Regions from separate parts of the Homo sapiens genome. Here regions 2, 3, 4, 5 and 6 are each linked to region 1. A link is a contact called in ENCODE Hi-C or POLR2A ChIA-PET data. All regions are on one chromosome and are shown on one strand. The core of a region is the stretch at or near the end of the contact, and the rest is flanking DNA. Distances in the headings are between cores, read along the strand shown. Region 1 holds the start of PXMP2 (peroxisomal membrane protein 2). Region 2 holds the start of ZNF605 (zinc finger protein 605). Region 3 holds the start of ZNF10 (zinc finger protein 10). Region 4 holds the start of ZNF140 (zinc finger protein 140). Region 5 holds the start of ZNF84 (zinc finger protein 84). Region 6 holds the start of ZNF26 (zinc finger protein 26).

What was found. Hi-C counts contacts between places; a loop is a spot of excess contacts on that map. ChIA-PET counts read pairs that join two places held with the same protein, here RNA polymerase II (POLR2A). Pooled maps may share reads with other maps.
Region 2: a loop to region 1 is called in a map of mammary epithelial cell, with 17 times the contacts of the local background. The contact joins the promoter of ZNF605 here to the promoter of PXMP2 in region 1. A Hi-C loop is called at or near these places in 1 of 168 maps with a recorded cell type or tissue (mammary epithelial cell), 5 of 37 single-sample maps with no recorded cell type and 7 of 50 pooled maps. POLR2A ChIA-PET finds 5 or more read pairs at or near these places in 1 of 52 experiments (GM12878).
Region 3: a pooled map shows a loop between it and region 1 (18-fold over the local background). The contact joins the promoter of ZNF10 here to the promoter of PXMP2 in region 1. A Hi-C loop is called at or near these places in 5 of 37 single-sample maps with no recorded cell type and 10 of 50 pooled maps.
Region 4: a map of gastrocnemius medialis shows a loop between it and region 1 (13-fold over the local background). The contact joins the promoter of ZNF140 here to the promoter of PXMP2 in region 1. A Hi-C loop is called at or near these places in 2 of 168 maps with a recorded cell type or tissue (CD4-positive, alpha-beta memory T cell and gastrocnemius medialis), 15 of 37 single-sample maps with no recorded cell type and 17 of 50 pooled maps.
Region 5: a pooled map shows a loop between it and region 1 (35-fold over the local background). The contact joins the promoter of ZNF84 here to the promoter of PXMP2 in region 1. A Hi-C loop is called at or near these places in 7 of 37 single-sample maps with no recorded cell type and 12 of 50 pooled maps. POLR2A ChIA-PET finds 5 or more read pairs at or near these places in 1 of 52 experiments (K562).
Region 6: a loop to region 1 is called in a map of naive thymus-derived CD4-positive, alpha-beta T cell, with 20 times the contacts of the local background. The contact joins the promoter of ZNF26 here to the promoter of PXMP2 in region 1. A Hi-C loop is called at or near these places in 1 of 168 maps with a recorded cell type or tissue (naive thymus-derived CD4-positive, alpha-beta T cell), 2 of 37 single-sample maps with no recorded cell type and 11 of 50 pooled maps.

What each region holds. Positions count from the first base shown.
Region 1 is chr12:132,685,873-132,689,030 of GRCh38, forward strand. PXMP2 (peroxisomal membrane protein 2) reads left to right here and starts at 1,715. Exons shown (of 5, transcript NM_018663.3): 1 at 1,715-1,920. The coding sequence starts at 1,799. POLE (DNA polymerase epsilon, catalytic subunit) reads right to left here and starts at 1,470. Exons shown (of 49, transcript NM_006231.4): 1 at 1,382-1,470. The coding sequence starts at 1,443. RefSeq lists a silencer at 921-2,230.
Region 2 is chr12:132,954,412-132,957,854 of GRCh38, forward strand. ZNF605 (zinc finger protein 605) reads right to left here and starts at 1,895. Exons shown (of 5, transcript NM_183238.4): 1 at 1,832-1,895. LOC124903064 (a long non-coding RNA gene) reads left to right here and starts at 2,138. Exons shown (of 2, transcript XR_007063552.1): 1 at 2,138-2,319. RefSeq lists enhancers at 613-1,443, 872-1,166, 1,444-2,272, 2,026-2,105 and a silencer at 1,526-1,865.
Region 3 is chr12:133,128,980-133,132,066 of GRCh38, forward strand. ZNF10 (zinc finger protein 10) reads left to right here and starts at 1,648. Exons shown (of 5, transcript NM_015394.5): 1 at 1,648-1,775. It overlaps ZNF891 (zinc finger protein 891), which reads right to left and starts at 1,295. Exons shown (of 2, transcript NM_001277291.2): 1 at 1,248-1,295. RefSeq lists silencers at 911-1,090, 1,461-1,700 and an enhancer at 1,751-2,030.
Region 4 is chr12:133,079,497-133,082,835 of GRCh38, forward strand. ZNF140 (zinc finger protein 140) reads left to right here and starts at 1,427. Exons shown (of 5, transcript NM_003440.4): 1 at 1,427-1,576; 2 at 1,777-1,833. The coding sequence starts at 1,825. RefSeq lists enhancers at 456-1,145, 1,216-1,415.
Region 5 is chr12:133,036,101-133,039,478 of GRCh38, forward strand. It overlaps ZNF84 (zinc finger protein 84), which reads left to right and starts at 1,409. Exons shown (of 5, transcript NM_001289971.2): 1 at 1,409-1,445. It overlaps ZNF84-DT (ZNF84 divergent transcript), which reads right to left and starts at 1,122. Exons shown (of 3, transcript NR_110091.1): 1 at 669-1,122. RefSeq lists an enhancer at 1,026-1,115 and a silencer at 1,336-1,515.
Region 6 is chr12:132,984,970-132,988,450 of GRCh38, forward strand. It overlaps ZNF26 (zinc finger protein 26), which reads left to right and starts at 1,398. Exons shown (of 4, transcript NM_019591.4): 1 at 1,398-1,904. The coding sequence starts at 1,872. RefSeq lists enhancers at 1,019-1,488, 1,744-2,243, 1,969-2,018.

The DNA of each region.
Region 1 (3,158 bases), core at 465-2,964:
TTTCTATTTTTTTTTTTTTGAGACAGAGTTTCATTCTTTGTTGCCCAGCCTGGAGTGCAATGGCGCGATCTCGGTTCACCGCAACCTCCGCCTGCCGCGTTCAAGTGATTCTCCTGCCTCAGCCTCCTGCGTAGCTGGGATTACAGGCATGCGCCACCACGCCCCGCTAATTTTGTATTTTTTTAGTGGAGACGGGATTTCTCCATGTTGGTCAGGCTGGTCTCGAACTCCTGACCTCAGGTGATCCTCCTGCCTCGGCCTCCCAAAGTGCTGGGATTACAGGTGTGAGCCACCGCGCCGGGCCTCATCCGTTTTCTGCTTATGGCAGGCCAGTCCTCCGGTCATGTTTACCGTTTGCTCTGGCCACCAAGCAGCCGCGTCTTATCCTTGCTCTATTTTTTTTGAGACTGGGTCTGGCTCCGTCGCCCAGGCTGGAGTGCGGTGGCGCGATCCCGGCTCACAGCAGCCTTGACCTGCCGGGCTCAGGTGAACCTCCGGCTCGGATTCGGGAGTATTAATAGCTGGGACCTCGGGCGCGCACCACCAGCCTGTCTAATTTTTCTTGTTTTTACAAGAGAAGGGCCGGGCGCGGAGTCTCACGTCTGTAATCCCAGCACTTTGGAAGGCCGAGGCGGGCGGATCACCTGAGGTCAGGAGTTCGAGACCAGCCTGGCCAACATGGTGAAACCCGGTCTCTACTAAAAATACAAAAACTAGCCGGGCCTGGTGGCGGGCGCCTGTAATTCCAGCTACTCGGGAGGCTGAGGCAGCGGGATCGCTTGAACCCGGGAAGCAGAGGTTGCAGTGAGCCGAGATCGCGCCACTGCACTCCAGCCTGGGCGACAGAGCGGGACTCCCTGCCCAAAAAAATAAAACAGAGGAGACGAGGTCTCTCTCTGTAGCCCAGGCTGATCTAGAACAGGATCCTGGGCTCCAGCGATCCGCCCGCCTCGGCCTCCCCCAGCGCTAGGCCCCCAGGCAGGGTCCCCGGCCCCGCCCCTCCCCGCACCCTCCCCAGCCGCGCGTCCACCCCGCAGGGCCTGGCCCGGGTCCCGCCGCTCTCATCGCCCCCGCCGCGCGGCAGGTCCCAAACGCAGCTGCGCGGAAGGCGAGGCCCGAAAAACCTCAGAAAGAGCCGAGCAGGGAAAGGCCGCGCGGCCCGCCTCGTTTCCCCGCAAAGAAGCCGCGCCCGTAGCGCCTCCGCCCGCCCCGAGCCCCTCCGTCGGCGGTCGGGGCGCGCCGCCCTACCCCAGTCAGGCGCGGCGAGTGCGGGCGGCTGCGGGAACCGGGCCTCCCTCCCGCCTCGGCGGCGCCAGCCGAGGACGGCCCCATGGCACCCTCCGGAGGGCCGGCCCGAGAGCCTCAGGAGGGCGCCCCTCACCTGCTGGCCTCGCCATCCGCGCCTGGGTCCGCGCGCCGCCGCCCGCCGCTCCTCAGAGACATGGAGCCGTTGGCTACCACCTCTGCTTCAGGGGAGAAATTTGGCGCGCTCCCACCCAGACTCGCGAGAGCCGGAAATGCCGCCGTCCATCAAGAGGCGCGCTCCGCCCCTCCCCCGCCCCCCGAGGCGCTCCAATTGGCGCCGGCGCCCGGCGGGGGAGGTGGCCGGCAGGGACCGGGGAAAAGTGTGTGGTAGGCGCGCGCGGCGCACCGTGGGGTTGGGACCGGGCGGCGCTGCGGGCCGCGGTGGGGCCGGAAATGTCAGGCGGTCCCCACTCCGCTCTCGGCGCCTCGGGCTCCGCGCCCGGCCAGCCTGAGGTGGGGTCGGTGCCCCCGGCGGCACGGCGCTGGGGAGGCGATGGCGCCGGCCGCGTCCAGGCTGCGGGCCGAAGCCGGGCTCGGGGCGCTGCCGCGGCGGGCGCTCGCCCAGTACCTGCTCTTCCTGCGGCTCTACCCGGTGCTCACCAAGGCGGCCACCAGGTGAGCGGGGGCGCGGGAATCGGACGCCGCCCCGGCCCCAGGTCGGCCGCAGCGGCGCGGGGCCTGGACGGGAGCGCCGGGCCGGGACCAGGCTGGGGGCGCGCCCGGGTCAGAACCCCCGGAGCGGGCGCCCTCCGACCCGGCGCTGAACTTCCCGCGGCGACACCCGCGTCCGCAGTCAGCGATTGTGAGGCGCCTTGCGGATCCCGCCCTCCCAGCGCGTGGAGGGCCCGCCCAGACCCGGGGGTCGGCGCTGAGGTTCCACCCAAGGACCCAACAGGGGCCCCGCGCGCCCGGGGAAGCCACGGCAAGGGGAGCGGGTCCGCAGGCGCGGGTGAAGACAGGGCGAGGGGAGCGGGTCTGCGGGGCGCGGGTGAAGACAGGGCGAGGGGAGCGGGTCTGCGGGGCGCGGGTGAAGACAGGGCGAGGGGAGCGGGTCTTGGGGGCGCGGGTGAAGACAGGGCGAGGGGAGCGGGTCTGCGGGGCGCGGGTGAAGACAGGGCCAGGGGAGCGGGTCTGCGGGGCACGGGTGAAGACAGGGCCAGGGGAGCGGGTCCTCATGGAGCGTGTGGAGACAGGGCCAAGGGAGCGAGTCTGCGGGGCGCGGGTGAAGACAGCGCCAGGGGAGCGGGTCTTGGGGGCGCGGGTAAAGACAGGGCCAGGGGAGCGGGTCCTCATGGCGCGGGTGGAGACAGGGCCAAGGGAGCGGGTCTGCGGGGCGCGGGTGAAGACAGGGCCAAGGGAGCGGGTCTGCGGGGCGCGGGTGAAGACAGGGCGAGGGGAGCGGGTCTGCGGGGCACGGGTAAAGACAGGGCCAAGGGAGCGGGTCTGCGTGGTGCGGGTGAAGACAGGGCCAGGGGAGCGGGTCTGCGGGGCACGGGTGAAGACAGGGCGAGGGGAGCGGGTCTTGGGGGCGCGGGTGAAGACAGGGCCAGGGGAGCGGGTCTGCGGGGCACGGGTGAAGACAGGGCGAGGGGAGCGGGTCTTGGGGGCGCGGGTGAAGACAGGGCCAGGGGAGCGGGTCTGCGGGGCACGGGTGAAGACAGGGCGAGGGGAGCGGGTCTTGGGGGCGCGGGTGAAGACAGGGCCAGGGGAGCGGGTCTGCGGGGCACGGGTGAAGACAGGGCCAGGGGAGCGGGTCCTCATGGAGCGTGTGGAGACAGGGCCAAGGGAGCGAGTCTGCGGGGCGCGGGTGAAGACAGCGCCAGGGGAGCGGGTCTTGGGGGCGCGGGTAAAGA
Region 2 (3,443 bases), core at 645-3,144, 270 kb after region 1:
GATGAGAAGGATGGGGGAGGAGAAGGGTAGGGAGGGGAGGAGAAGGGTGGGGAGGGGAGGAGAAGGGGCTTCTGTCCTGGGACGAACACACTGGTCTCCATTCACTCACTTCATCAGGTGCCCAAGTCAGGCGCTCACAGAGCCCCTCCCCTGTAACTGACATTCTGAGGCTTGCGCCACAGACCCCCTAAATTAGACCCCAGTCACTCAATGCCCAGGGATCCCTAATCCCTTATCCCCGGGGCCCCCAAGCATTCGCCCCCATGACACCCCATTCTCTAATCCACTCCATGCTGGAGCATTCACTGACATTCCCACAGGCCCTCCCAAACACCACCTGGAAAGGGATTGTGGGGCTCTGCACAAATGCCGATCCCGCAGGCCCCTCCAATGACGCCAAGTATGACCCCCGTTGTCCACGCACTCACAACTTGCAACAGGTCCACCATTAACTTACATCCAGACTCCCTTGTCACAAATACACAGCGCCATTCCTAATGCTTCCATCATAAGATCCCCAAACACAAGCACAGAAACAAACCCCAGCCACTCGCCAGCATAGGCCACCCCATACTCGCCTCCGCTATTGGAGACAGGGGTTGAAAGAGCAACCACTGTTATTCAGCTGTCAAATAAAACATACAACTGGACAGAGCAAAGAAAGACGGTTCCAAAGGGTTATTGGAAGTGGGGAAAAAAAGACGCGGAAGAGGGTTGGGAAGGGGAAGGAGAACGGGCTTCTGGGAAGAACCGTGAAGCCACGAGACTCACGTGCATCTCTGCAAGGCAAAAAGGGTTTTTCTTTCACAGAGAGGTGTGAACAAGGTTAGCAAAGACCAGGCCTGGCCAAGCGAGGTGGAAGTGCGGGCGACCAGACAGCAGAGCGGGGAAAGCTTGACCCTGAGCCAGCCTGTTCTCAGGCGAGGCTGCGTGTTGGCTCAGGCTGGGGATGGGCCAAAGCTCAAGAAAATGGGGAAAGGAAAGAAGCTTAGCTAAAGTTTGCTTAAGGAGCATTTTGCTCCGACCGCTCGGTGGAGTTCAGCCAGTCACCGATGAGGCAAGCGACGGCAACGTGGCAGGTCTGTGTGAACAAGGGGCATCCTGGAGGCTGACCAAAGTCATATAGGGAACGGGAGATCTTTGCAGTGAGCCATTTGCTGGAACCCAAAAGGGTGGGAAATTCCTCAACCTTCGCTGTTTTCCAGGAGCACAGGGCTCTGGTGAAATCCAACACTGTCACAGCCGGCAGGCTTTCCAGTGAATGGAACCCACACAAGCAAGCCCCTAAGCCCTCCAACGCAGGCCCCCGCAGAAGCCTCATCATTCACCCCGCTGGCCTCCAATGCTCACCCAAAGGCATCCAAATCATTCATCAGCAGAGTCCTAATCGCTGCAGACAAATCCTCCACACGGCCTCCCAGGGGCCCCTCTCCCCTGGGGCCAAGGGCAACCTCGCGTCCCCTTGCCCCGCCCGTGCTGCACCCCAAGTCTACAGCGACCTCCATAGGCCCCCAGTGAATCGCCCAGCTGACCCCAAATCTCCCCCGACACCCACATTCAGCGCCCCGCCGCCGCCCGCCCTACAGCCCCCACCCCACCCTCTGCCTCCCACCCCCGCGCGCCCCCAGAGCCCCCGCCTGAGGCCCGCCTTCCGCGCATGCGCCCAGGCCGGTCCGCAGGCCTTTCTCGCCCCAGCCGGCAGCCAGCTCGTTCGCGCTGGGGTCACCGCGAGCCGGTCCGCAGCGGGGTCACCGCGATCCCCGGCGCAGACACAGAGGCCGCCCCCAGCCCCGCCGCCTCGTGGTCCCGCCCCCGCTGCACGCTCCCTTACCCCTCGGACCTCGCAGGGCCGCGGCGGACACGGCCCGATCGGGGACGTGAACGCGCAGAACTACATTTCCCAGCGTCCCGCTCGCGCTGGAACTACACTTCCCGGGGGGCTCGGCGGTGCACCCGCCGGGGTCGCGGATTGGAGGTTTCCGGTTGGAAAAGCCCCTTGGCGGCTAACTGGGGAGGACTGGAAGAAATCTAGGATGGAGCCAGCACTGCTGGCCCAACATGTCTGTGAGAGAACCTAAAGGCGCCTCCAGGAGGAAGCGTCTGCATCTTTTCCTTGTTTTTTTTTTTTTTTTTTTTGGAGGCAGGGTCTCGCTCTGTCACCCAGTGGGGAGTGCAGTGGTGCCATGAACGCTCATTGCAGCCTCAGGCTGGTCTCCGACTCCTGGGTTCAAATGATCCTCCTGCCCCAGCCTCCCAAAATGCTGGAATTACAGGCATGAGTCACTGCGTCCGGCTGCTTTTCCATTTTTCATCGTAGCTGTAAGTAATATCGGTAAATGTTAGTGTTACGTGCGTCCGTATAGGAGACCACCTGAGCAGGCTAAGTGTGAGCAACACGCCTGTTTATTCACTTGGGTGCAAGTGGGCTGAGTCTGAGAAAGGAGTCAGCGGAGGGTGGTGGGCTTGTCATTGGTTCTTATAGCTTTGGGATAGGATAGGCGGTGGAGTCAGCAGCAATTTTTTTTTTTTTTTTTTTTTTTGAGACAGAGTCTCACTCTGTCGCCGAGGCTGGAGTGCAGTGGCGCGATCTCGGCTCACTGCAAGCTCCGCCTCCCGGGTTCACGCCATTCTCCTGCCTCATCCTCCTGAGTAGCTGGGACTACAGGCACCCGCCACCACGCCCGGCTAATTTTTTTGTATTTTTAGTAGAGACGGGGTTTCACTGTGTTAGCCAGGATGGTCTTGATCTCCTGACCTCGTGATCCGCCCTCCTCGGCCTCCCAAAGTGCTGGGATTACGGGCGTGAGCCACCGCGCCCGGCCTCAGCAGCAATTTTTTGCGGGCAGGGGAGGATGTTACAAAGTACATTCACAAGGGCGGGGAGGGTGTATTGTCACAAGGGCGGAGAGGAATGTTACAAAGTACATTCACAAGGACCGGGAATATTACAAAGTACATTATCACAAGGGTGGGGGAATGTCACGATGGCTTGACCATGGTGCGGCCAGCTCAGAGGACCTTACATTTAGTACATCCAATCCAGCAGTATTGACAAAAGGAATGAAAATAGATGATAGGGTTGGGCGCGGTGGCTCACGGCTGTAATCCCAGCACTTTGGGAGGCTGAGGTGGGCGGATCACCAGGTCAGGAGATTGAGACCATCCTGGCCAACACGGTGAAACCCCGTCTCTACTAAAAATACAGAACATTAGCTGGGCGTGGTGGTGGGCGCCTGTAATCCCATCTACTCGGGAGGCTGAGGCAGGAGAATCACTTGAACTCGGGAGGCGGGGGTTGCGGTGAGCCATCATGCCGCTGCACTCTAGCCTGGCAACAGAGTGAGACCTCATCTCAAGAAAAAAAAAAGGAAAAATAAATGAGATGAGGACATTACAGGGAAATAAAATATATTTATGGATATATAAAGCAGTGGCTTGTCCCT
Region 3 (3,087 bases), core at 398-2,897, 440 kb after region 1:
AAAAGGCCTAGATAATTAGGTTCAAAAAAGAAAAAAATAACAATTACAGCAGTAAAATATTAAAAAGTGGTGATTTTAAAAATCACCATAGAAATTACTTACAGTGATAAAATAGCATGGGCAATTTTATGCCAATAAATTTGAAAAATTAGATTAAAAACAATTATCTAGGAAAGGTATCTAAAACAGAATACGAACTAAAAAACCTAATCAATGAGACTTTTTAAAAAATTGAGTCAGGGCCGGGTGCGGTGGCTCACGCTTGTAATCTCAGCGCTTTGGGAGGCCGAGGCAGGCTGATCACCTGAGGTCGGGAGTTCCAGACCAGCCTGACCAACATGGAGAAACCCCATCTCCACTAAAAATACAGAATTAGCTGGGCGTGGTGGCTCATGTCTGTAATCCCGGCAACTCACAAGACTGAGGCAGAAGAATCACTTGAACCCGGGAGGCGGAGGTTGCTGTGAGCCAAGATGGCGCCATTGCACTCCAGCCTGGGCAACAAAGAGCGAAACTCTGTCTCAAAAAAAAAAAAAAAAAAAATTGAGTCAGAAGTTAAATGCGTACTAAATATTTTAAGACCAAATAGCACCAAACTTTTGGAGGCGGGCGGGGGGCGGTGAGGGGTGGTGACCTGTTTTACAGAATAGAAGAGAGACTGTGCTGTCCAAATTATTCATGAAGCTTGTAAAATCTTGTTAGTATAACGGGCAAGGATAGTACACAAAAAGATTAAAACACAATCTTGTGAGCATAGGTGAAGTCAAAGGGAAACAGCCAATTGAATACACCAGAGTATTAAAGAAATAAAACCATATCGCATTCAACCACAGTATAAGGCAATAGGTGAAAAAAACGATGGCTGTGATTCAACTCATTACTAGGTTTAGAGATTCAAGAGAGGCTGCTGGACAGAGGCGTGCACCCTTTAGCCCTCCCGTGTTGCTTAGAGAAGGAGGCAAACGCGCATCCCCGGCCCCCCAGCGCTCCCTGCGTGGCACCCGCAGCCAGCCCGGGACCCCTCCGCCCCGCGCGCCCCTGGTCCCCACTCGCTCCCCGCGCTCCACTCGCACCCGGTAAGTAGCCCCTCCTCCCTCAAGGGCCTCTCCCACCGCCGCCTCCCGGGCAGGCTCCCTGCTGCTCAGACTCCCGTGAGGCGATCCCTGCACGCAGGAGAACTCAGCGGGCCAGGCTGATCCCACGAGGGACTTGTCCCGGGTGAACGAGCCACAGGCCCGCATGCTCACCCGTCCTCAGTGCCTGCCTCCAGGCGTCCGCGGTCCCGCCCGAGGGGGACGCGAGGCCGAACTACGTTTCCCAGGAGCTCCTGCGCCGCCCCGCAGAGGGGCCTGGTCTGTGCGTCACGGACGCGCTCTGGGCCGAAGGCCCGCAGGGTCCGGCACAGAGTGGCGGCTGCGGCGCCGGCGACGAATCGCCGGCTCTAGGGTCCCGGGGCGCGCGGCTGACGGGCTGGGGGCGGAGCGTGGCCTGAACGCCAGGCTGGGGCGCGTGCGTAACGGTGTGTGTTGTGGGTGCGTGTGCGTGCGTTCGCAGCAGGGGCGGGCGTAGGACCAATGGGGGCGGGGCGCGTGCGCGTGCGTGACGTCAGGCCACGGGGAGGTGGCGCCGCCGTGCCGAGCCGGCCTCAGACTCACCTCTGACGCCGCTCTTCGCGCTCCGCTGGTGAATGGAGTCGCGTTCTCTGTTTTGCTGTTGCTGCTGCCTTTGTGACGGGATCGCTTTCTCCCATCGAACCTTCTAGTTGCTTATTGCAGGTATATACGAAAGTGCTGAATTTTGTGTTTGCATCGTCATCAGGCGCGTGTTGAGCCCTTTAGTAATGTAGCAGTGTATTAGCTTCGTATTTCTAGGTAGACGGTAATTTCGTCAATGAAAAAATTTAACGGTGATCGTCACCCCTTGCCTCAGTCACTTTCTGTCCCTCGCGCGGCCCCGGCGTTCACGGCGGACGTTCTTGTTCTGTGGAGAATAACGGCTGCACCTGGAGATTGACGCAGAGTGGGCGGCGGTGGTGGTAAGTTTGAACCAGATATTTTCAGTAATACAAAATAAGGTTTCTTCTAGTCTAACTTCCATTTTTCCCCCCAGCTGGGATAGATGTTTAAAATTTTGCATATGGCCTTTCTAGTATTTGTTGAAATAGTGACGCCGATTCGTGTGTGGTCTTTTAAAAACAAATCCTGCATCTCTAGCTCTTAGCTTCCTCATCTTTGTTTTGTTTTTTAATCAGATAGATTAACTGAAGGCGTGTTTGTGTGGTTAATCTATTTTTTTTATTTTCAGAGACAGATCATAAGTTTAATTACTATATTTTTATTTTCCCTTGACACTAGATATATATACGCCATCTAACACATAATATGAGTGTCAAAGATAAGGTTAACATCAAGATTTCGTACGTAGATCCCACCCAAAGTGTATGCAGAAGGTGAACAATTTCAATTCCAGCTATACATTAATTGCAGAAAGATACTGTTAATTAAAAAAAAAAAAGTAAAAGGGAAGGCAGGATGTCACCCAGAATGCCAGCCAACAAGTGTTATTAGGTTAGAAATGACTGCAGTTAGGTCTCCGAGAACTGGATAGCACAAATCCTCCCTACCCTTTTGAAAATTACCTCCACACTAACTTTTCTCTTGTGACATAACTAATCTCTTCTGTTTTACTAAAATTGTCCCCCATCTTCCAAAGCCTCTTGGATGGTAAGTTGCACACGCTCCTGCCTCTTTTTGAAAGTTACATTTGTTTTTTGATTACTTCTCTCAGCATGCATTTCTTTAGCTCTTAGTATATGCTAGTCACAAGGGCAGAGATTTGAGATACACATCATAAATTAAATGAGAATTTCTGCTTATCAGTATTTTATATAAGCACTGTCTGGAAATTCTACTTAGGACAATATTTAAGTAGATATGAGGCTTACCTTCTGGAAAAGAGATTACAAAATTATCCTTGTTAATTAATTAACTAATTAAGTCCCCAAAATGAGAAGAGATTCAATTACTATCAATAATTTGTAGTAAAGTGACTGAAAAGGAAATATATAAGCTAATAGATTGATTGCCG
Region 4 (3,339 bases), core at 177-2,676, 390 kb after region 1:
TTGAGTAGGGGCTGGTTAAAATAAGGCTGAGACCTGCTGGGCAGCATTCCCTGGAGGTTAAGGCATTCGTAGTCACAGGATGAGACATGAGGCTGGCACAAGATACAGGTCATAAAGACCTTGCTGATAAAACAGGTTGCAGTAAAGAAGCCGACTAAAACCGAGATAGCGATGAGAACGACCTGATTGTCCTCACTGCCCACCAGTGGCTATGGCAACGTCAGGAAGTTACCCTATATGGTCTAAAAAGAGGATGCATGAATAATCCACCCCTTGTTTAGCATATCATCAAGAAATAACCACAAAAATGCGCAACCAGCAGCCCTCGGGGCTGCCCTGCCTATGGATTAGCCATTCTTTATTCCTTTACTTTCCTAATAAACTTGCTTTCACCTTATGGATTCGCCTCAAATTCTTTCTTGTGCAAGATCCAAGAACCCTCTCTTAGAGTCTGAGATCCGGACCCCTTTCCAGTAGCAAAAGGTCTTAGACTGAAGTACTGACTCCACAGTCGTTGTTAAGAATCCTAGTTGTTTAATAGAGGCGGTCTTGGGCTCTTGCTGGGCCGCGGTGTGTTCTGGGAAGTGTAGTCACCTGAGTCTCCAGTTCCTTGTCTCTGGGCCGTGTGTGCACGCCAGCGAAGCACTGTGGGAGTCGTAGTAGGGGAGGAAAACCCTATACCCTCTGGCGTGCGGCGCAGGAGTTTGGGGGAATGTAGTCGCCAGAGCTCTGCGTTGTCTTCCGGCTTTGGGCGTGGCCACGATGCACTCTGGGAGTCGTAGTAGGGGAAGAACGTCCTCCGCTCTTTTGCGCACGGTCGCTAGAGGTTCTGGGAAGTGTAGTTGCCTGAAGCTCGTGTTCTTTGTCTTTCGATGATGTGCGCTTGGCCTCAAAGCACCCTGGGAGTTGCAGTGGGGCGGGGAAAGCCATATGCTCTCTCGCGCGGGGTCGCGGTTGTTTCTGGGAAGTGTGGTGGCCTGAGTTCCACGTTCTTCGTTTCTCCGCTAGTTGTGCGCTTGGCCGCGAGACACTCTGGCAGTTATAGGAACACAAAGGTCTGTGTACTCTTCCGCGGGGGGCCGCGGTTATTTCTGGGAAATGTAGTTGCCTAGGACCCGGGTTCTTTGTTTCTCGGCTCTGGGCGTGGGAGGATAGCCCCTATGCTCTGGCGCACCGGGCCGCGATGGCTCTGGGAATTGTAGTTGTCGCAGGCCCTCGTTCTTTGTCTCCTGGCGTTCTGGGCACGGCAGCGAGGCGCTCTGGGAGTTCCAGTAGGAACGAAAAGCCCTTGCGCGCAGGGCCGCATTGGTTTCTGGGAATTGTAGTTTCTTGAGGCCGGCGGCCTGGTTGGGGTGACGTCGGCGAGGCTTCTGAAGACGCAATTCCTGCGACGCCCGCGGAGGGGCCCTGGGGGGCGGCGCCGAGCGTCTGGCCTGTGTTGGCTGTAGGCAACGAAAGGAGCCCTCCCGGTCTGCGCCGGATGGCCCCGGGCGGTGACTCGGTCCGGAGCCCTGGAACGCTACGCCCACCTGGCGGAAAGCACCACGGAAACGCATCCTTCTGTGGCCACTGTTAGGTGAGGGGGTTCTGGGGAGGCGCGCCGTGGCAGGAAGAGAAAGCCGGCGCCAGTGGTCCAAGCGCGATCTCTCAGGGCGCCCTGCTCTCTACGTGGGAGGCGCGGAGCGGGGGCCACGGGAATCCCCAGTGCGGGAATCTAGTGACTTGGGCGCGGCCTAGCTGGCCTGTTCGCTCAGGGCTCCTTTCTCTCTCTGCCAGGTCTGCCATTTTACACTTTTCTGATCTCCTCCTTCCCTTCTGTGAGCTATGTCTCAGGTAAGCTAATGATTGATAAATATATATATATATATATATATAAATTTTTATTTTTTTTTTAAGAGAGAGACAGGGTCTCCTCCTGTCGCCCAGGCAGTGGAGCGATCATAGCATCCTGTAACCTCAAACTCTTGGCCTCAAGTGAGCCAACCCACTTGGCCTGTTTCCGCTTTTCTTTGTGAAGTGCAGCCGTGTTTTTCAGGACTTGGGACGTGGCTTTCTTTCTCCTACAACCACCTGCCTGGCAGAACCCCAGGACCCTGTCCCTTGTTCCTCCTTTTCAGGTGCTTATACTTAAGTATACATGAAGAGAGTGACAGGAAGCTATCCAGATGTGGGCGGGGTTTCTGACCTGGCTGGCATGTTTTAGGGTGAGAGGGTAGGGTGCCAGCTGTTACATCGCCTCCTCTTTCCCACAGTGTTAGAATGAGGAGTGCTTTACGTTACTCCAGCGCCCCTTTATTCATTTATTCAATATGTTTTTACTGAACCTCTACTTTCAGTGGTTCCCACAGTGTGATCCTTGGACCAGCAGTATCAGCATCATCTGAGAACGTATTAGAAATGAATATTCTTGAGTCCTACCCCAGACCTTCTGAATCAGAAACTGAGAATTTGGCCCAGCAGTCTAACAGTCCTTCCAAGTGATTCTAATGTGCAACTCATTCTAAGTCTTGAGGATGCAGAAGTGACCAAAACAAAATCTCCGAATCCTCAGAGCTCATTTTTCAGACATGACATAAGGAACACATTTTTATTTTGATTTGGCCTAAGGGCTTGGCTGGTAATTGTGCTTCACAGCAGTGGGGATAACAGGGTCAACTATTCAAAATGAGTCCCTCATTTCAGTTCCACTTCTTTATCCTACTTTTTGTCATACTTCTCTCCAAATTCAGAGGTTCTCTGAGTTTTGCTGGGGAATCCAATTTCCACCTCTGCTGCAGATCTTGCTGTGTAGGAAACAGCTGCTTTATTAGTCAACAGTCTTTAATCACTTTTTTATTAAACTTCAAAACTGTAAATTATAACTGCCATCCATCTGGGACTGCTACTAGTTTGAGACATTTTAAATTCCCATTCATGCCTTATAGATCAATGTGGATCACTCAAGTGGTGCAAAACCAGGCTGCAAAGCAAGGGCTTATATATTATTCCCCCTAACTCTGAGGGAAAGTGCTTTAGGTTCTGTCCTGGGAGGTATTACATTCTCTTCTTGCGGAATCAAGATTCTTTATTGCTTATCCTCCTTGTTCTGTGACATTGCTAAAATTACCACTAAGTTTCACAGGTATTTCTTTAGGATTAGGGATAACTGTGACAAACTTGAGACTGTATGCCCCATTTGAAGGGTGGTGCTGTTATCTGCTGTAGCGAATTATTACCCTGAAGAAATTCTGGCTGAATTATATTAAAATAGGCTGGTATTAAGGAAAATATACATTGTTTATTAACATAAAGGAATACTGTAAAATCTTAAGAATTTTTACAACCAATGCCAAAAATCCA
Region 5 (3,378 bases), core at 159-2,658, 350 kb after region 1:
CTCCTGTCACTTTGTTGGTCAACTCGCAATTAAGCTTTTCTTTTCTCAAACGCCTGGTGCCATAGTATTGGCTTCTGTGCACATCGGGCAATGAGGTCTTTTGCGTAGCAGTATTTGGATATCCGGTTTCCTCACGCTATTTATTGAAGCGACTGTCCTTTCCCCATCGTGTATTCTTGACACAAGATTAGTTGACTTGCCTAAGATTAGTTGACTGTATATGCATGGGGTTATTTCTGGTTTTTCTACGCTGTTCCACATTGGTCCATGCGTCTGTTTTTATGCTAGTACTTCACTGGTGAGTTCTACCTCTGGGAATAAATATAAGAATTCTCTAATCACTGGATGTTTGAAGCAATTCACTAAGCAACTCATTATGATGCTTTCTGGCAAAGGATCTCTGAATTTGTCTTCAAATTGTGGATAAAATTGGGTCAAATTTGGCCCATGTTGTCCTGGAGAATCATTTGTGTCACAAATTATCAAATTTATTAGTATAGAGCGGATTTTCATTCAATTTCCTATGTGTCTATGGTTATTTCTCTTTTTTCATCTCTCTCCTCCATCTCCCCGGCCCCATCTTGCTGTCATAAGCATCGTGACTTACCTATAATTCTCCCTACGACTCCAGTTATGGATCAACTTTACTTTTTTCTGTTAATTCTTACCTTCTTTCCATAAATATATTTAAATTTTTTCTGGTTTCCTCAACTGAAGTCAAACCAATTGAGTATTGGTGGGCCGGGCGCGGTGGCTCACGCCTGTAATCCTAGCACTTTGGGAGGCCAAGGCGGGCGGATTGCCTGAGCTCAGGAGTTCGCGACCAGCCTGGGCAACACGGTGACTCCCCGTCTCTACTAAAATACAAAAAAATTAGCCGGGCGTGGCGGCGGGCGCCTGTAGTCCCAGCTACTCGGGAGGCTGAGGCAGAAGAATGGCGTCAACCCGGGAGGCGGAGTTTGCAGTGAGCCGAGATCACGCCACTGCACTCCAGCCTGGGTGACAGAGCGAGACGCCGTCTCAAGAAAATATATATATATATTGGTGGATTCGGTTTCCCTTTATGTTTCTCAGAAAACCGTGTGAGCCCGTTTGGAGTCACTCCGTCTCCAAGCGACAGGCACTTCCGGACGCGGGGCACTGTGGGAAGTTGAGTTCGCGGGGCTCCTTCCTTCGCGCATGCGCACATGCACTCTTGGTAATGCTTGCAGGTGGCCCGTTCTTCCTCTTTGTCCTTCGCTGCCACGTGAGAGGGGAGTGTACGCGTGTGCGCGCGTGCGAGTGTGCGCGTGTGCAGTCCCCGACTCGTCCCGGCCCGTTCGGAGCCGCCCGGGAGCGCACAAAGGCCGACGGTTTGGGCGCGTGCGCGGGACACGGGGGACGGGCGGTGTCACGTGATCGCGAGGCCGCGGGCGCGCGGGCGCGACTCGGCGGCGGCGTCTTTTGTGAGTTCAGTGAGTTTATTGCGGGCCCGGCGCTGGGGGCTCCGGGAATGGCGGGGGAGGCGCGCGGGAGTGGCCGCGGGGAGCTTCGGCTTCAAGGCCCTGGGCGTCCGCGCGCGGATGCGGGTCTGGGGCGGGTTGGGGCTGGGCCGGGTCGTGAAGATGCCGTGGGCCGCGGAGCTGCGCGGATTCTGGGCTGTGGGGCGGGCACGGCCTTTCCGGAGGCGCCGCTCCTGGGCGTCCTTTCAGGCGGGCGTGGAGGCGCCAGCCTCGGGCGCGTTTAGCCTCGGGCGCGTTTAGCCTCGACCTCGGGCCAGCCCGCTTGCCGCGCCGTGGCCCTAAGGAGCGGCTGCCCTGCTGGACCGCATCCACCAGCAGCCTGGCTCTGCCGCTATCGAAGGAGGCTTTTAAAGCGCTGGGGTTACAGGTGTGAGCCACCATTCCTGGCCGTGTATTTTTTAATGGTTATATTTATTGACTGTTTTAAATTTTTTAAGTGACTTTTGCTTTTGGTATGGTGTAGCGAAATCTCCCCTCAAATTATACATATATTCATTCACCTGTGGTTTTTTTTTGTAGACATTCTTAGGGTTTCCATTATTTTAAAATTTAACCCACTGAAAGTAGTTGTATGAAATAGCTACGTTTATTTTCTTTCAAATATTCTTGTATTCATTAAATAATTTAATTTTACTGATGGCTTTGAAATGCTACATTTATTGCATGCTGACTCTTGCATATTTAGACAGTTTGCTTTTTTTCATCTGTATAACTTCTCTGGAGCCAGTGTCAAATGTTATAATGATTATAATTTGTATGTATTACAGTGGGCCTGTTCACACTCATTATTTTGTATTTCCAAAAGCATCCAGGCCCGGTGTGGTAGGGCATGCCTGTAGCCCCAGCTACTCTGTAGGTTGAGGTAGGAGGATCACTTGAGCCCAGGAGTTCAGGGCTGCAGTGAGCTATGGTTATGCCATTGCACTTCAGCCTGGACAACACAGTAAGACCCTGTCAAAAAAAAAAAAAAAGTGTCCGAATTGTTCTTGAACCTTTTTTCTTACACATAAACTTTAGAATTTTGAGATTCTGATTGGAGTCGATGAGTTATATAAATCATTTGAGGTCAAATTATCTTCACAATCTGAAGTCTTCCTATCCCAGAATAAAATCGAATTATAAATTTCTTTAATTCTATTTTTATAGTTCTCATTGGTGTTTTTAGTATGCTTCATATGGGTCTTGATATTCCTACATATTTTATGTATTTTGTCAATTATGAGTCGGATTTTATTTTTTTGTTATTTTATGTGAGTTGTTTATATCTTACAGAAATAAGGTTATTGACCTGGAAAGATGTTCTTCACATAATGGGAAAAAAACAAAAACAGCTTTTAAATATGACCATATGCTTCCATTGTATGAAAAATATCACAATAGTTTCCATCATCCTAAGAATGGTTACCTGTGGTGAGATCATAGATAATAGTTCTTATTTAGCTTGTGTATGTTTTTTATATTTTGCCATCATATATTACTTTTATAATAATAATTATAGCTAGTATATGTTTCGTATGACTGTGTGCCAGCTTTTGTTCTAAGATTTATGTATTATCACAATTTAAGGTATAAAGGAGTCATTTCTTGTATAACTGGGAGAAACTGCTGTGTGTTTCTGAGTTGGCACTGAAGTTTGAACCACAAAAAGGCATGAAAAAGAAAGTGCTGCTTGTTAGTGTGATACAGTTGAGGCAGGGCGTCCTTCATTTATATTTTTGTGGGAATTAGTGACTGAATGTGTGCATGGGAATAGGAGCTGACTCCAGGATTTATGTTGTGTGTGTTTGTGCATGTAGATATGCACAAATGACAATATGACTTTAGTATTCATGCTTTGAACATAGCAGGATAGAGAATTAACATTTGAATTTTGCTA
Region 6 (3,481 bases), core at 148-2,647, 300 kb after region 1:
TAATTTACATTCCCACCAAGAATGTACCAGGGTTCCCTTTTCCCCATATCCTCACCAGCATTTATTATTGCTTGTCTTTTGGATAAAAGCCATTTTAACTGGGGTGAGATAATATCTCGTTGTAGTTTTGATTTGCATTTCTCTGATGATCAATTATATTGTGTACCTTTTCATATACCTGTTTGCCATTTGTATGTCTTCTTTTGAGAAATGTCTATTCAGATGTTTGGCACTTTTTTTTTTTTTTTTTTTTTGAGACAGGGTTTCACTCCTGTCATCGAGGCTGGAGTGCAATGGTGCAATCTCGGCTCACTGCAACCTCCACCTCACGGGCTCAAGCAATTCTGCTGCCTTAGCCCCCCAAGTAGCTGAGACTACAGATGCATGCCACCACATCCGGCTTACTTTTGATATGTTTTGTAGAGACGAGGTTTCACCATGTTGCCCAGGCTAGTCTCCAACTCCTGGGCTCATGCGATCCACCCACCTCAGCCCTCCAAAATGCTGGGATTACAGACGTGAGCCATCGTGCCTGGCCATTTTGCACATTTTTAAATCTCAAAAGGCCAATCTACAATAGTGGTGTTATCTGTAGGAGTAACTGGGGAAGTTGCGTGTCTTGTGACCAATCCACATCTTAGCAGAATTCAGGCTCCTCTCCTCCCGCTAGCTTGGTGGTCTCTCATAGGTTTTACAAAGGCAGTTGGGTTTTGGAAAAGGGCTATCATTTGAACTATAACCTAAATGTCTTCCAAAGTTAGCTTGGCCTAAGCCCAGGAATAATGAAGGCATCTTGACAGCCAAAGGCGCGCAGAGTTGGGGGTTTGGTTAGATTAGACCTCCCCCACTGCTATAATTTTCTCACTGATATAATTTTTGCAAAGGCAGTTTCATTACTGGTGTGGTTCTATTTATTTGTTTTTCACATCTACTATAGTTTCTCCTTTATGAAGTTGGTTACTGTATTATTTGGTGCACTGATATTCAAAACTGTTATTTAACCCTATGAACTGCAGCTTTTAGCTTTACAAAGCGTCCTTTTTTGCTGTGCCTTCTGGTCTGAACCCTATCTTGTTTGATATCAAAACCTCAGCACGCCTGCGTCTCTGCTGGGGTCGGACTCTGAGTCAGTTCTACAGGCCCTGGGAAACTGGGCGTCCAGGCTCCGAGGATGGTACTGAACCTGGCGCAGCCGTGGGAGGGTGAACCAGGTGCCGCTGGCGGAGCCCCCTCCCAGCCTTCCTTTCCCGTCAGGCTGTGCCCCTCTCTAGATCCGCGGCAGCTGGAAGCCAGGCCTGTAACGAGGGAGCCTTCTCCGAGGATTGTGGGAGATGTAGTTTTTCCGGCGCCTTCGCGTCCTGGCGCATCGACGCAGGACGCACTTCCGCATGCGCCGCACTCCCGGCCTTAGTCGGGTGCGCGCGTGCAGGGCTGTTTCCGGCTTAGACTCAGTGGACCGGAATCTGGCCAGCGGGTGTACCTGGCTGAGTCTCTGTGGCCGCGGAGGCGCGGAGCTAAGCGGCTCGGATTATCCTGGGCAGACCAGAGACTTGACCAGCTAAACACTTCCGTCGGTCCGGGGCGTGGACGGGGCCAGATCAGCCTCCTGCTCTCCCGAGTCAGGGCCACGGAAAGGCACAAATCCATCCGTGCGACTCCTGGTACCCAGACCGGGAGGTTGTCTAGTCACGCGCGGTCTGTGTTGGGCGAGAGCTGAGGAGCCGGCGTCCCTGCCAACGACTCGGCCCCGGGACGGTCAGGAGCCTGGGGCCCTGGTCCCGCACCTGTCTTCGGGCGGACGCATCCCTCACGGTCTCTCCGCAGCCCGCGGGTCCTGCCCCCGCAGGCAGCGCGCGAACGTGGGCGTGGGGATGGCCACCAGTTTCCGGACAGCTTCGTGCTGGGTAAGTAGAGACTTTCCGTGTTTAAAATTCGACTGGATACTGAGGGTGGCCACGTTAATCTCTTCAGGGTTACTCCGGGAACTGAACTCACATTCAGCTGTAATTGTGTGCGTAGTTTACTAGACTACCCTCCCCACCAAACCAAAGCGCCTCTGAAGCTCGCCCAAGCTCTGGCCCTGCAGAAACGTGCCTGTGGTATTCTGTGACGGGCAGTTATACTGCACTTCATGGCCAGCTGCGGGCCCTGAAGTCTGAGGATCCTCCATCATTTCATGTTTTCTACACAAAGTTGTCTTATGGAGACCCTTAGAACTTAGCTGGAGAAATGATCAGTTCCTCCTTTTTCGTTTGGCCAAATGCTTGTTTATGGAGTGTCCTTTTGTCTGCTGGACTCTAAGGCTGGTGCTGGCAATGCAGAGATAAATTATGTATGTTCCTAATTTTAGAGGAGCTTTGGTTTGGTGGAGAGGGTAGTCTAGTGAACTATGGACGCAATTACAGGTGAATGAATAGGGAGAAAAGGCTAGGAGCGGAGCTCGAGAGTCCGAAAGGTAAGGGGCGGGCCAGTGGATCATCGGGACTTTATGAATTATTGATGGAGTGAACCAGAGGGGAGTCTTTACAAGTGATTTGATTGCCAAATCCTTTGCCCTCGGTGAGTGGTGTTGACGACGTTGCCGGATGTGGTGCTCTACCATTGAGCTATACAGCCGGAGACTAGGAATGCTATTGGAAGAGGGACCCTGGGAATGACTTTCGCAGGTGTTGAATATCCAATGCCTGTATTTCAGCCTGTAACTCACATGGGAGGTCTAAACTGGAAATACATAAAGACACCTTATTGTATTCGTGGAAGCTCAGAGTGTGACCAACTGGAACCCTCAAGAGGACCGAGGTGAGGACTCAGGTTAATGAAAGGAAAGGACACACGGTGGAGAAAGGCTGTTGTGCTAAAGAAACGAGAGAAAGTTAGGAGTGGATTTCTCCCCCTGTGAGTTTGTTCCTTTGTCAGAGATCAGTTGACTATATTTATATGGGTCTATTTCTGGGCTCTTTATTGAGTTCTATTGATCTATTTGTTGTTTCACTAATACCACACTGCCACACTGTCTTGATTTTTGTAGCTTTGTAATAAGTCTTTTTTTATTTTTTTGAGACGGAGTCTCGCTCTGTCGCCCAGGCTGGAGTGCAGTGGCGCGATCTCGGCTCACTGCAACCTCTGCCTCCCGGGTTCGAGCGATTCTTGAGCCTCAGCCTCCCGAGTAGCTGGGATTACAGGCACATGCCACCCAGTCCGGGTAATTTTTGTATATTTTGTAGCGATGGAGTTTAGCCATGTTGCCCAGGCTGGTCTTTATAGTAAATCTTTTGTTTTTTTTTCAAGGCAGGATCTCACTCTGTTGCCCAGGTTGGAGTGCAGTGGAACAGTCACAACTCACTGCAGCCTCGAACTCCCGGGCTCAAGGGATCCTCCACCTCAGCCTCCTGAGTAGCTGGGATTACAGGCATATGCCACCACATCAGGCTAATTAAAAATTTTTTTTTTTTTTTGTACAGATAGGGTCTCACTGTGTTGC